Regions from separate parts of the Homo sapiens genome. Here region 2 is linked to region 1. A link is an interaction called in ENCODE POLR2A ChIA-PET data of the cell type or tissue named here. Cell type or tissue: MCF 10A. All regions are shown on one strand. Links, peaks and the distances in the headings refer to the core of each region. The heading gives the core; the rest is flanking DNA.

Region 1 (7,425 bases), core at 1,743-5,742:
TAAGCTCATCAAAACATGTGACTTCAAGTTTTTCCCTATTAGTCAAGGAAATTCCTGCTGCCAATTAATTCCCATGCTTTTGAGCAGCTGTCATTTGTGGTGTTTTCCCTGAAAACTGCACACATTCTTAGTAAAACCATGAGCAGAAAAGAACTGACCAGAACATTTGCTTTTGATCTTTACTACATGTATGTACTTTAAAGACTGGCTGGCTTGCCTTAATCCTTGAGGAGGTCTGAGAAAGTCATTTAGACTGATTTTTATCCTATGTTTATGAAGATAATGGGAATGCAGGAACTAGGATAATTATATATATTTGGTTACGTGCATCATATAATTGTCTTGGATGTCTATATATAGAATTTTTCTTAATGGAGGGGGGGGCTTCTTTTGTCCCTTTGAAGAGTCTGCTGGCCTTAATTTAAGTAGTAGAGGTGTTGGTGAAAAAAGAGTTGTTCATTAAATGTTTCTTATTTGTACATGGGTTTGAGGGGCCCTATTTACTTGGGAGTTTTTAGCACTTCATGAGAATTGCAGTTTTTTAAGGCATGTTTGCTAGCAGTTCCAAGTTCTGGCCTGAGGGAACCAAAGGCAGAGTATTTTTCATGCACAGGATTCTGTTTTCTATAGCTCCTTCCTGACATCAGTCTGCCAAATACAGAATGAGTTGACCTGCAGGCAATTCTCTAAAGCTTCTCTTTTCAAGTTTGCATGCCCAAGCAGGTAGGCTGTGTGTTTGCTGCTTTTTGCGATATTTGAAGTGATTTAAACATGCTTAACTCTGTATTTTTAGAGTGGCAAGCCTGAGTACCATAAGACCAAATGGTCCTGGGCACAAATTTTGAAAAATATGGTGGTGATCATAACTTAGCAACAACAAGACTGCTTTTATGCTTAAAAGCAGGAGAACCGTATATTCAAAATTTGTGGTTGGTTGTCAAATACCATTTTTTTCCCTTCCTTTTAGACTGTGGAAGTAAAGTCTGCCCAGGTCTAGATGTTTTTCTGGACTTATTACCATTCCCTGGATGAGAGCTGTGGAAGGGGGATTGTGGTCTCTTCCACTGCCAGGTGGGGTGGGGAAGGGAGGTGCTCTGTTTTTCCAAACTCTGGCTTCAATTGATTCTGCTTGCTTGGCTTGACTCTGTCGGGATCCCAACACCTTGGGCTACATGCAGCTGAGTGGGGTTTATGACTCAGCTGGCTACTGGGGCCCTGCTGCTTTATTTATGGTCGAGACTTTGCTTGAGGTTTTATAAAGCAAAGCTAGAACAAAAACGATGGTTTTGTAAGTCAACTTCATACCCTAAACAGGAATAGAGAAACCTCAAGGCTAGGAGGAGTCATCCAAAAAGACCTCCATACTGAAACCTGCCATTGTCTTCTTAGTTATAATATGCTGAGAGATCAAAGGACTTCTTGGTAAATTAAATGGCTCTTTCCCGAGTCCATATTTTATAAACATGTATGCAAGATCGTAAATTCCATACCTCTGGACTTCTTTAGTGATTAGGTCTTAATTATAATGAATACCATTTTATACCATTTCAGTATTCTTTTTTGGCAAATGATATTAAACATTCCCTCATGAACTAAAATGGGTAAATTATTAATCATGTTAAGCAGTTTCTGAGAATTTTAGATAATATAATGATTTCACTATTTTGAATATTACGTATCATAGTTTTTATTGAATAAGCTTAAAAGTCTCCTCTTTGATTCTGTTTTTGAGCTGGATTCTGATATTTCAGTGAAGTGAGGAAAAACACATTTATAAAACTTGAATGTATGATAATGACAAATCAGTTTATAAGAAGGTAAATAATACACAAATAATATTTTAGAATTTCGAATGCTTTTCAAACATGGCAGTAACTAGAACATTTATCAATACTGCTCTTCATGATTTTTGTCACCTTTTAATATAACAGGAGCCATTACTAACTGACCCCCTCCCCTACCCTGGTCCTTTTCCAAATCACTGTTCCAGGGGAGAGGGACTTTAATTCTTTGCTGAGAAAAATCACTAGTTTGCCTTTCAGATGCTTTCCTCAGTGGGTGTGTGTGGGCTTTCAGTTTTTGTTTCATTGTGTTTTTGCCTTCCATGAAGACTGAATCTGCCATATCAGGAACCGTAAAGTATACATTTCTTGACTTGACTACTATGATGTCTGTATGAAGATATGCATGCATTTAAAATGCATCTCTGAAGTACACACAGCTCTCTTCCTGTTGGTTTAATTAATATTCTACTGTTTTCATTGTGTCCTCGTATGTTCTCAGAGTCTCTGCTGGGGATTGACTGGCAAGCCTAGTTTCTTAATTTTGAGAAATAATGAAAGGAGCTCATCATCACACTTACACTCTCTGTTATAACAGCAGTAACGTTAATGGAATCATATTCTAGAACCAGGCATATGACAGTTGCTTAAAAATTAACACCTTAATCTTACCTTTGTATGTGTGTATAGGAAATGCTTTGCTTTGCATTTGTCTCTCAGCAGTTCACAATTACATGTCATGGCATAGTTAGGTTGGCAGAACTACCTAGCTGTCGTCCATATATGTTCTTTTTTTTCCTTGTATTTGAATTTCAAGAATCTCTTGCAACTTATTTCAGAGTGGTTTTCTGTGAAGAGCACTGAAGTTAAAAAACCATGTGCTGTGTAGTTCTGCTTCATGGCTCAGCTGTTCACATGCATCTTCACCCTTCATCCCACTGGGAAAATTGAGGGGAAAAAAATGACTATAGTGTGGCCGATGACAGGTGACAGATTGTTTGAGCTTTTCCCCACCTGTTCTATACCAGATAATCTTGATAATTTGGTTATTGTTTATTTATTCTTGCAATAAATATTTATCAAGCGTATACTGTGTGCCAGATAGTACTTACGATGCAAAGCCTACAAGGGTGAACGAGATAGAGGAGGCCTCTGTCCTTATGAAATGGACATTCTAGTCAGGGGAGAAAATTAGTGTACGTGAAACAAGTAATTAAGATGTATGCTATGAAGAAAATAAAATCAAGTAAGTGTCACAGTGGGAGAATCAATAGCATCGTTAGGGTGAGAGGGAAAAGCTTCCTTAAAGGGTGACATTTGGGCTAAGACTGAAGAATAAAAAGGAATCAGCTTTGTGACCATCTGGTGGAAAAGCACTCCGGTCCACAGGCCTCAAGGTGGGAACCACTCTCATGGGTTGGAGGAGTAGAATGAAGGCCAGGATGGTGGCAGGTCAGTGAGGTCTTAAAATGGCTTTCCTTAGCCCCGTTCTTAGTGAGCTTGGGTGCCAGGAGCAAGTGAGTCACTAAGAAATGGCAAGATTAAGTCAGGTCCATCATTCTAGGCAGACGGGTTATGGGAAGAGATCAAATTTTTTTTTTTTTTTCTTGGGACCGTAGATACCTATACCATCTCCCGACTGGCTAATGAGAACCTGATTGGCTTAGCAGCTGCTGTTCTTGAGCAGAATTCTCCATGGCTGAAGCTATCAGAACACCTGGCACCCAGACGGGCAACCGTCCCTTTGTAGAGAAGGGAGAAGTCTCAGATCACCACGTTTTCTTCCCCTGGCAGCTGTTGATTGATTCTTTGCAAGGGTTTTTGACATCGTTGGTCACAGAGAGGGAAGCTGTGTCTCATCCTAGTTTTATTTGCTCATCCTAGTTTGAAAGGTTTTTTGTTTTTTGTTTTTTGTTTTTTTTTTTAAAAAAAGCAACAACAACTGAATGAAAATAGGATTGACAATTAAAGACCATAGAAAAAATTATCAATTATTAAAATCTTCACAACATGCTTCACTATGAGGAAAAACTATAAAGCTCCCTATTACACAAGGCTTATTCTTAAAAGGTTTGATTGTGCAATAAAAGACTTCTGAATGTTTATACTAGTTCCTGACTATTGCATGCACAATTTTCTTAAGTACCTCAATTTGCAAATAAACGGTATGCACGTACATGCCCAAGAATGAATGTAACCAGCCTTTTCCTCCACTCCCTCCTCCCGGGTTAGACAGGGTGTTGTCCTGTTTATTCTTATCTCCCAGCCAATGTGTAATAGAATAAGCAAAACATAACATGCTGGTACAAAGGGCCTGTTGTTTTCAGCTTTCTAATTATGCTCCTTTCTGCTGGGGAAGGAAGCAGTCATAAATTTCTGTCATTATCTTAAGTAGCAAGGTTTCACAGCTTTGAGAATTTTTCTTTGTTTGTTCTTTGTTGGCTTTACTTGAATTTTTGATCCCTCAAACCAAAACCACCCTACTTTTAAACAATCCTTCTTTAGATTTCAGGGGATGTGACCCCCTGATTTCAAGGCAAGATGCAGCCATAGTGATTCTTTGCCTCAGGAATCAGATTTTGAGCCTTAAATTAGTATGCCTTTGAATTCACCATGGCTGCCAACTTCTCTACTTTCTCCGATGTGCTGCATATTTTTGTTTTGTGTGTGGGTTTTGTTTCTTGTTATTGTTGTCGTTTCTTTCTCAGATTTTAATAAATTCTCAATTTTCTTTCTGCATGGATTGTTTTTTAAAAAGATGTTGAATGGGCATTTCTTTCCCCTGTTGTGTGGTATAACTCTTCTCTGCTTTTTCAAACAGGTGGGTGTGAATGATAGAAAGCAGCTCATACCATCCTTTTTTTCTGTAAAATTTTAATCCCTTGTTTACTGGCAACCCTGCTGTTGCTGTAGAGATGAACAAACAGAATGAGTTGTGAGCTGTGAGGCACATGCAAGGTGATTTATGCCCATGTGTGCTTCCCCTTTGTTGCTTTCTTTGTGTTCACTTTCTCCATTTTCTCTTTTATTTCAATTATCCTTCTTGAGAAAATTATTTGACTTTATTTGCGTCCTATGTTATAGGTAGGGGCTTTCCCCTTCTAATGTGTTCTGGTTCTTTCATTTTTGTGTTCCTGAAATAGTAACTGGTATTCATAAAGTGATGTTCTTCTGGGACCCTGAAAGCCCTTGGCCAGGATTATTTTGTTCGTCTTGACAATACCACTTTGTACTAAGCAAGGTAGGTAGTGAGAATGTGTGTGTATGTTCCATTTTTTACAGAGCGGGTATTAAGAGGATATATAATGTCCCAAAGTCACTTAGAAGCAGGAAGTCAGGGAGACAAGTAAAATGGCCTCATCTTGTGATGGCTGTCAAGAGTCTGGTGGTCCAGACTTAGGCAAGGCTGATGTGTAACTGTTTCTAAGGCAGTGAGTGCTTGATTTAGGGTCTCCACACAGAAACCATACTGACCCTGTGAGTGAAGATATCATTGAAGATCAGCATTCACTGTGGGCTGGCTTTGAGGCAGCCATAGAATCTGGATACCAGGCAAATTCCTGGATCACATGAGTTCTTGGGGGCCAGGCTCTCTCTCTTCTGTTGGAGCAACAGGCAGAGTGAACTCACAGCTTTTGGGTTAACTAGAATCTTCTTTTTGCCATTAAACAGCTGTGTTGCTTGTCAGATCGAGAAGTAGCATCTTATCATCATTATACCATGATTCTTCACCCTCTGAAAGATTATGCTTAAGTGTTTGGTTTTCTTTGAACTGTTCTCCCCACACAAAGACTGACAGTCCTACCTTCAGAGAACACTGCTGGGGCCATCCTTCAAGAGAAATTGTCAGGCCTTTGAAAGGCCTTCCTGAAGCAATCATTCCTCTACCTGCGTTTGTAATCTCTCTATTGATGTCATCCTAGGTTCCTAATGTCTTCCAGTCCTTGAGCCTGAGACGGCCAGTCAGCACCACCTTGCCATTTTTTCCATTGCAAAGAAAAGGCTTTTTCCCCCGCCTTGCCACTTATTTCTTTACCGAAGCATCATTACTGAATAGAACATACACACTCCCTGGGTGAAAAAGAACAATGGAGTTCAGTGCACAAAGTTACCTAACTTGGGATATTCCCAATCTTGCAAGCTCTTTCTCCTTATACCACTACACAGAGTGAGCAAATACTACCAGCTTCTGTACTGCTGATGTATGCATGTGGTCATGGAGCTATGTAAGTATTTCTTTTAAGGGTAGATTTCTTTTAGGGAAAACACCAACTCTGGAAAGTCCTCAGGCAAAGTACAATGTGTGAACAGCTCTGCTGGAGGGAATATTGCCAAGATGCAGCTGGAGCCCACCTCTGCGCCATAGAGGCCTGTTTGCATAAAGTGGGTGAGAAATTGCCTTGTCTCTACATTTCACCCCTAATAAGTAATTGGAAGAGTGTCTCAGCCACCTTTTCTTTTTTCTTTCTTTTTTTTTTTTTTTGAGACGGAGTCTCACTCTGTTGCCCAGGCTGGAGTGCAGTGGTGCAATCTTGGCTCACTGCCACCTATGCCTCCCAGGTTTAGGCAGTTCTGCCTCAGCCTCCTGAGTAGCAGGGGCTACAGGTGCACGCTGCTTCGCCTGGCTAATTTTTTGTATTTTAATAGACACGGGGTTTCACCATGTTGCCCAGGCTGGTCACGAACTCCTGAGCTCAGGCAGTCCACCTGCCTCGGCCTCCTGAAGTGCTGGGATTACAGGCGTGAGCCACCGTGCCCAGCCTCAGCTTTTCTTTAAGAGAAGTTTAACATTATTATATTAAAATGCCACAGATGTGAGGGGGATGCCCCCTTCAAAAATGGATTACTTTTTTTTAAAAAAAATTGAATACCAAGTGGGAGTTGAGGTACATTGCACAAATCCGCCCTGATTTAACCCCAGAGTGGAGCTCAGAGTAGAACATGTTATATTTCTTGGTTAACTAACCATGCTATTTATAGAGGTGACTCCTCGGAAAGTCTAGACATTGTTCCCAGAAGACAGAATGCCAAATCTGCAGTCATTGAACAAACCAAATCTGCTCCTACCTTCCCAGCTAGCTTGCTAAGAATAATCACCTCCCTGTTTCTCACCATAAAATGGAAATCTTGGAACTTCATTCTAAGAAAGTGTGAATGATATTTGGGTTCCCCAGCCAAGACTTGGGGTAGGCAAGGAGGAGGAGGTGCTCCTGTGAGCCTGGTCCTACCCACCCTTGGCCTGTGCTCCTTGGAGCCCACCTTGCTAAGTTGTTGGAAACTGTGGTTGGCAGGTCCTAGTTTTTGAGTAGGTCTCCTCTAAAAGGACATCTTGAGGACCTAAGGATGGTGCTTTTCTTTGGGAATGAGCCAGCTGCAGTTTTTGCCTTTTTTCATAGATGTGCAATCTTAGAACATCCTATTGAAAGCGCAGTTGGAAAGGGGTGGATGGACAAAGCCAAGAACTCACTCGACAAACATGTATCAACGGACAGGTGTGATGAATGCTGATGATGCTGTGGCCATGAGGAAGTATAGACCTTTAGCCTAAATCTAAATTGGGAGTTTCTAAAGTTGGTTTCAAGGAAGACTAGTTTTATGGAATGTTAATAATGTGGGAAAAGGAACTGTAGGTTAATTAGTTTAG
Region 2 (7,425 bases), core at 1,086-5,085, 240 kb after region 1:
AAGGGCCAGGTGTTTTCTTTTTTTTCTATGGATGATTGTGGTCCTCGTGCTTCTAATTTAAATAGGTCATGCTTTAAGCCTTCACAGAGGTGCTCCAGGGACAGATAGATGTCCATGTAACGTAGCTCCCCTAACCCTCATTAAACGAACTTGAGGCCAGTTGAGAGGGGAGCAGTACCAGTAGATTTCAGGCAGCATCACGCTGCCGGCCCCTGCGGAATGGAGAGTGGTGTTCGGGGATTTGCTTTGGAAATGCCTTGGGAAGGCGCCGCCACCTCCACTTTGAACAACGGTAGGAACGCAGGGTAGGTGCTCAGGTGGCACGAGCACTGCTGGCCAGCAGAGGACTGCGCTGGGCCTAGAAAGGAAGCTATGGGTTCCCAGATACGGGTTCTTTAAAAAAATGTCAGTGGACTAGGGCCACTGATTCAACTTCCGAAAAGCAAAATGGAGATTATAAAAATGGCGTGAACAAATAGTGTCGGAATCATTTGATAAGTTAAATCTGTGATGTTAGTGAGAACTGCTTATCTGAAATGGAAATACTCTCAAGACCTTTTGTGGCTTATCCCAAAGGCTTACTCTCTACCTTTTAGTTGAAAGCAGAATTGCAAATTTGACCAACTTAATCGGCAGTGGCTTTTTGCTTTTAAAAGTACATGCTAAAATGTTTGTGTGAGCGATGAGGCTGATAGCGTAGGTACCTGAAGTGGAGATTTACTTTTGCCAAGAATGTTTTGGTGTATTTTGTAAAACTTCTTTATTTCTGTCTCTCATTAAAGAATGTTTGTTTTTTAAAGGTAGATAAGAATTTTTCAAACTGACATAATTTTTAAGGGAATTATATTTAATTGTAATGTTCTTATGCATTTGAAAACATGCATAAAGCTTATTAGTGTTCTTAACATTTAAAGGGGAGTGTTGTGTGCTGTACACGAAGAGATCGACCCAGCTAAGAACGACTTCTAGACCTGGGAGTGTGGGGAACATAGGGAAGGATAAGTTTTTTGGGAGTGTTACATTTTCTCTGAAGGAGTTTTCTCCCTAGGTTCTCAGTTGCTCACCGTGTTTATTTCATCTGCAGAACAAGTGTTTGGGAGTCATTTCTATATTTTTACTTCCCAGACACCTGATTTTCTTAGTTTTAAGTATGTAAGAATGTCATCTTACTTCAGGAAACTAAAGTTGTAAGTTAAGGTAGACATATTAGCATTTGAAAGTACTCACTTTAATTGTTTCTTATTCTGCTTGTTTTAACTTAAAATCTGTTAATTTTCTTGTTTAAAAAAGGATTAACTTTTAAAGTGGTTATTACAATTTAAATTGTATTCAGCTATTTGTCATATTAATATTTAGAGAGGCAAATTTAGTTGCCAAACATGGCATTTTGTAAGAAAATAAGGTACTAAGTTTTCTATCACATGAACAGTTTAGGATTTTCTTGACTTTTAGATGGAGATATTTTAGCTCACATTTTATAAATGCATGGAATGGGACTGAAAGCCATACTTACCTGAAGTGTTTTAAAAATTTAAATCTGTTTTTGAAAAATATACAGTTTGAAAGTGGAAGACTCTCAGCCTATTTAATGCGAAGTTTTTATAGTGGTGGGGTTTTAATATTCCTCCATTCAGTAGTTCATTGCCTGATTTTTTTTAACCTTTCACGTAAACTTTGTTCAGTAATTCTTTTAAATGGATGCAGATTATTTAAAGATCAAATCAGTATTGTCAAAGTATAAGAAGGCTTTGTTTTTGATGTTTTATTTTTCTAAGCATGTTTTAATTATAATTTTTCTCATCTACAACATTCTAATTACATTTTAAATTAGAATGAAGAGTTTAACATGCAGAACTTGTGAATGGACTATTACAGTTTTCTAGGGAAAACTGCCCTGATCAGTTCCCTTCCTGAGGTGGGTCCCTATCCTGTGGTTTGGGGCCACATCTTTCTGTTTTTGATTGAAGTGCATTCTAGGAATACCTACCTCTCACTTATTCTCAATAAATCACATTCCTCTTAATCCTTGTTGGAGTTTTTGATTTTGTTGTTGGGGTCGATTCTGGTGACTTTTATCTACTGAGATTGCTGCAAGATTGGAAATGAGATGGGTTTCTTGTTTGCCATGCAAATGTTCTGGTTGTTTAGGATGAAGATACCAGTAATTAACCATTAAAGCTGTCCTTGCATACAGAAAACTTATCTCTGGCATTTTGTTTTTTTCTGATTTTAGTGTGAACAGTTAGCGACCTCCACCAGTGCTGATTAAGAATTGTATAAATTGTTTATTCTTACAGAAAGCTGCCCTGGGTGGTTTGTTGCTCTTTTATTCACATGATATAAGCTATAAGAAAACAGTCCTCTCACACCTCAGCATGTTGCTGATTTCCACCAGGTGGTCCAGGAACATTTGTTCTGCAGGAGGGACCAAACTTAAAAATTTATTTATGTATTTATTGGTAAGTTTTTTTTTTTTTCAGTTGCAGCCGGCCAGGTCTGATGTTTTGCCACAGTAATACTAATATCCTTGTGAAATGGCATGTATGCTATAGTTTTAAACTTTTTTTCTTAAATACCATATGCAAAGAGAGAAAGTCCTCACATTGTGTAAGTGAGAGGAGAAATTGCTACAGCTATGACTGCCTTTGTTCTCAAAGCCATTTGAATTGCCGGCTGTGTTGGGGCTGGTTTGTACCTTGTTGAAGTGCTGAGATGAGAACTTCTCATTAGAGTAATTGCCTAATTGCCGGGTGGGAGCGGCCCATCCGGGGCGGGGCGGGGTGAGGCGGGGCCTGGGGCGCAGGGGCGGGGCGAGGTGCCGGCGGCCGAGATACTCACGGGCGCGGGACCTGGCCGGGAGACTGACAGCACCGGGACCGACCACGGCCCACCCCTCCGGCCGCGGCGGCCGGGACCAGAACAGCGCAGGCTCTCCGCCCACGCCTGCCCTCGGCTCCCAGTCCGCGCTGCCGCCGCCCAGGTGACACGCAGGGACGGGAGCGGGGCTGCTATGTCCCTCGGGCGCGCTTTGGGACGTTGCTGAGTGGCTACTGCTTGTGCTTTCTTGCTTCCAAGCTGGCGGTAAACCTTTTAAATTCAGAGTGATTCAAGGGCATAGGCGTCGGAATTGTGATTTCGTGCGTGTTTTATTTACCAGGCCTTCAAATCAAAAAGGCCAGGCAAACACACGTTCTGGGGCTATCAAGAAAGTTCACACGAAGGACAAATCCAGCAGGGAGAAAGTGACATACCTTGCGGGCTCAGGCTTGGGATTTCTGCAGCCACGCGCGCGTTCACCCGACGGGACCTCGCCTGCACTGCCGCCGGGAGAAGCCTGCTCTAGACTCCGGCTCCAGGGGAGAGGGCTGGGCTCCACAGAGAGGAGCAGCCTGTGAGTTTTCAAACATTTCTCTGTCAGAGTTAGCTCTTACTTGTTAAATTCCGAGATGAGAATCTATACTGTGAAATCAGCAGAAAAGTGGTTCTTAGAAATTTTAAAGTTTGTTTATCCACTTTACTTTTTGAGGATCTGTGCTCACTGGTTTTTCAAGCTGGTTTGTTTTAAAGGAGTCAAGCTTCACTTTGGAGTAAAGGTGGAGATTATAGTTGCTCTGTTGGAACTTTGATATGTTAAAGGGAAATTCTGTAAAAATGCGGGATGCAAGCAGTAGCCACAGGAGCATTTTTAAAAGTTTTTCTTTTTCAGCTTAATTTATATAAGAAAAACAATTAAAAGCCTGTGTTTCATTTTAGCCTCTTTTTAAAAGATAAATTCTTATTTCTGCAGATAAATGGGAATACTGAGGGGAGGGACGGAAAGTATGGTTTTCTATAGACTATTTTCCATTAAAATTTAAATAATCAGAAAGCTCAGAAATGTTATTCCTGTAACTTCGGGAAGTTATAGGAAATGTTACATTTTAACATCAAAGTAAAATTCCAATAAAATACTTTTTCTTATAGGAGCACATTTTACATATGTAAAGGAAGATACAAAAATACTAGAAATTCTAAAACTTAACCATTTTTGCGAAATTTTTCTAAACAAATTTCCTGAAGTCTTGCATACATTTGAGAATTTAGATTATTGCTAGAAAGCACATCTTAGGTTTTAATCATGTTCATGCCAACGCCTATGAAAAGACCTACCAGGATTTTAGATCCATAGTTAACCACCACTTGTGAGTATCCATTTTGCATTTTTGAAGACTCGTTGATTGACTATCAAGTACTTGAAATTATGTAAGAGAATACTTTTTTGGCAGCAAAGTCGCATTTCAGATCCCCTGCTCCCCTATCAACTTCAGGCTGCTCCAGGCTCTGGGTCCAGGCTGGAACTCACAGTAGAACTAAGATTATGTCTAAACTCATAGCAGTAAAGTGACGTTTTGCCATAAAAGAACATTTTTATAACGCTATTTCAGTCTACTTGTTTCCTTGGAAATAGTTTCTGTCGTGATGGGCAGTATCTAAATTAATGAATTATTCAGCTATTTGTGCAAAATGTGTAACTTAAGGGCAAACAGACTCGATGTTGTTCGCATCACCTCTCACACATTGGCAAGGCAGCCTTTTCTGTCCTATGTAATGTAGGAAAATTAAACATTTCTTGAAATCTGAGACTTCTGCCCTTGTTCTCCTGAAATTAAATCCATTTTATTTTCAGTAGCATGAATTTCCTTACATGTCCAAGAGGCTGTTAAGGAATTAATCCTTTGCTCTATTCCTCATAACACTTTTCACAGTTAATCTAGTGTGTAAACTGTGTGGACGAGAATCCAAAACTGCAGAATTTGGAGGAAATGTGACTCCTATGCCTTGTAGACATTAAATCATTCTGTGAAATAAAACTGAAACTTTGGATAGGAGATTGTACAGTACTCTCCACACATTTTTATTAAATGAAAACAACTTCCATTATTTTTCCAGCAATCCTTCATGTAGTTGGACTCACCTCACCACCTCCCCCCTGCTCCTTAGTTGTGGTCGGCTCTCCTTACAAATGGACAGGTTGCTTTGTCAACTTGGTGGCAGAAACCACCTGACAAATTGTAGACATGTGGCTAAAATTTATGCTTAGTTTGGATTTGGTAGAAAATAAAGAATATTAGAAAATAAAATGTGACCAAAAAAATATTTATGTTGTCTTGACTGTGTGTCTATGCACAAGAAAGGACAGGAACTGGGAGTAATGGAATGTTAGTGTTTCCGACTCCAGAATAAATACCCAAGAGTGAAAATAATTTATAAATTATGTTTCCTGCTTCAGAATTTGCTAAGAGTGTATGTGTGTGTCCATACTTGAATCACTTGCCTCACCTGAGGATCGGAGTGGTTGACTTGGTTTCTCTGTCCTTCTGTTGCTATTCTTTTTCTCACTTAGCAACTATTATGTTGTTATCTCTAAAATGTTTTTGTGGCTTACTTTTTTTTTTTTTTTTTTGAGACGGAGTCTCGCTCTGTCGCCCAGGCTGAAGTGCAATGGCGTGATCTCGACTCACTGCAACCTCCGCCTCCCAGGTTCGAGTGATTCTTCTGCCTCAGCCTCCCGAGTAGCTGGGACTACAGGTGCGCGCCACCACACCCAGCTAATTTTTGTATTTTTAGTAGAGATGGCGTTTCACCATGTTGGCCAGGATGGTCTCGATCTCTTGACCTTGTGATCTATCTGCCTCGGCCTCCCAAAATGTTGGGATTACAGGAGTGAGCCACTGTGCCCAGCCATACTTTTTTTTTTTAACTGTGAGTTTTGATTTTAAAAAACCCTTAATCGTTAATAGTAAGTTTTAACAAGGAGACTATGGAAGGCAAAGGGAGAGATCTTTCTAAGACATACAGTTGAGTTTTTGCACATAAAGCAAACTAGATTGTTATAACTCCTCATACAGCCCATCTATTTGCTTTTTAAAAAATTGCAGAGCTATCATTTCATTGATTGCAGTTTGTTATAATTAAAGAGGCATTTTCAGTCATTTTACCATTAGCTTTTTAAATATGAAGAATAATTAACCAGATCTGTACTGTAAAGAATGTTTATGAAACTTTTTTTTTTTTTTTGAGACGGAGTCTCACTCTTTTGCCCAGGCTGGAGTGCAGTGGCACAATCTTGGCTCACTGCAAGCTCTGCCTCCCAGGTTCACGCCATTCTCCTGCCTCTGCCTCCCAAGTAGCTGGGACTACAGGCGCCTGCCACCACACCCGGCTCATTTTTTGTATTTTTAGTAGAGACAGGGTTTCACTGTGTTAGCCAGGATGGTCTTGATCTCCTGACCTCGTGATCTGCCCACCTCGGCCTCCCAAAGTGCTGGGATTACAGGCGTGAGCCACCGTGCCTGGCCTATGAAACTTTTTAAGTTGATAAATTTGTATTTTTTAGATATGTTCTAGTTGAGGAATGAGAACCACTCCTGGTCTGAATTTTCATGTGTTGCTATATAAATTTGCTTTTAATAAATTCTTTTAAATCACCAGATTGTTAATTGACAGCTATTCTTGCAGACATTGTTACCTTATTATTTCTTCTTACTATATTGGGCATTAAGTCGTTTATTTCAATGTGATAAACATTTGACTATCAAGGATGGGGGTAGATAGCACATGACATGAGCAAAATCTGGTTCCAGTATTTAAGACACAGCCTTAAAAATGTATATTCCTTTTATAGAAGTTAAAATATAGTTTTCTTTGAACTCGGTTATTCCTTGTTTAAACTCAAAAGGAGAGGATCCTATTTTCTGTACATAAAATTCTGAAGATAGGTATTTTCTGTAAGAGCTGAGTTTTTTCCCCATTTGCTAATCCCTTCTAATTTAGAGGAAAAACCATATTATCACACTGAATGTTAGTGATGATTGCCTATTTGTCCATATGAACACAGTAATTTTGTGCATAGTATAGATTACTATTCACCAGGAATATAGGGCTGTATAAAAAACATTTAACCAAAGAAGAATCGTGTTGATAAATTATTAACTAAAATTACTAAATTTGTAATGAATAATCCTACACAGACCATCTGATTGTGATTTTTGACATATTGGAGTAATATAGGAAGTTATAGAAAGGAAGAAATTCTGGGTTTGGATGAAATTACTGGTTTTTTCCCTTGGAAAAAAAATCTGAATATATTTTATAATTTGTTAGTATTGTAAGTAACAGCCTAAAAACCTGAGCATGTGACTGTTTGACACTGTGCTTCCTATATATCTGTTTACAGAATATTTGGAAAATTTTAAATTCTTCCAGTTCTTGATTGCTGCTTGCACAGAACCAATGTTAAAATGTTATGACTAAGACTAGAGAGACAATGATAGGTTTCTCGGTGCACACTTAGTGCTAGGAGGTCTTCCCATACCTACCGGGCCAGCTTTAGAGAAACCCCTGGTTTCCAGTTGCCTGGTTCAGTACTTTGTTAGAGCACATGCT

Evidence for each region. ChIA-PET counts read pairs that join two places held together with the same protein. Peaks named below come from ENCODE experiments on the same cell type or tissue, not always from the same donor. Only the 100,000 strongest peaks of a DNase experiment are listed, where the experiment ranks them.
Region 2: POLR2A ChIA-PET joins it to region 1 with 16 read pairs; 2 of 35 experiments call an interaction of 5 or more read pairs at or near these places.

Annotation. Positions count from the first base shown.
Region 1 is chr9:94,801,797-94,809,221 of GRCh38, forward strand. All of the region lies in intron 5 of AOPEP (aminopeptidase O (putative)), which reads left to right. Among named protein-coding and RNA genes, the nearest start is that of MIR2278, 4.5 kb to the right of the region's middle. In MCF 10A, for the core only: no CTCF peak of the experiment used is centred there; DNase peaks (open chromatin) are centred at 3,335 and 3,985.
Region 2 is chr9:95,045,665-95,053,089 of GRCh38, forward strand. All of the region lies in intron 13 of AOPEP (aminopeptidase O (putative)), which reads left to right. Among named protein-coding and RNA genes, the nearest start is that of MIR6081, 16 kb to the right of the region's middle. RefSeq lists a silencer at 2,733-3,092. In MCF 10A, for the core only: no CTCF peak of the experiment used is centred there; DNase peaks (open chromatin) are centred at 2,767 and 3,277.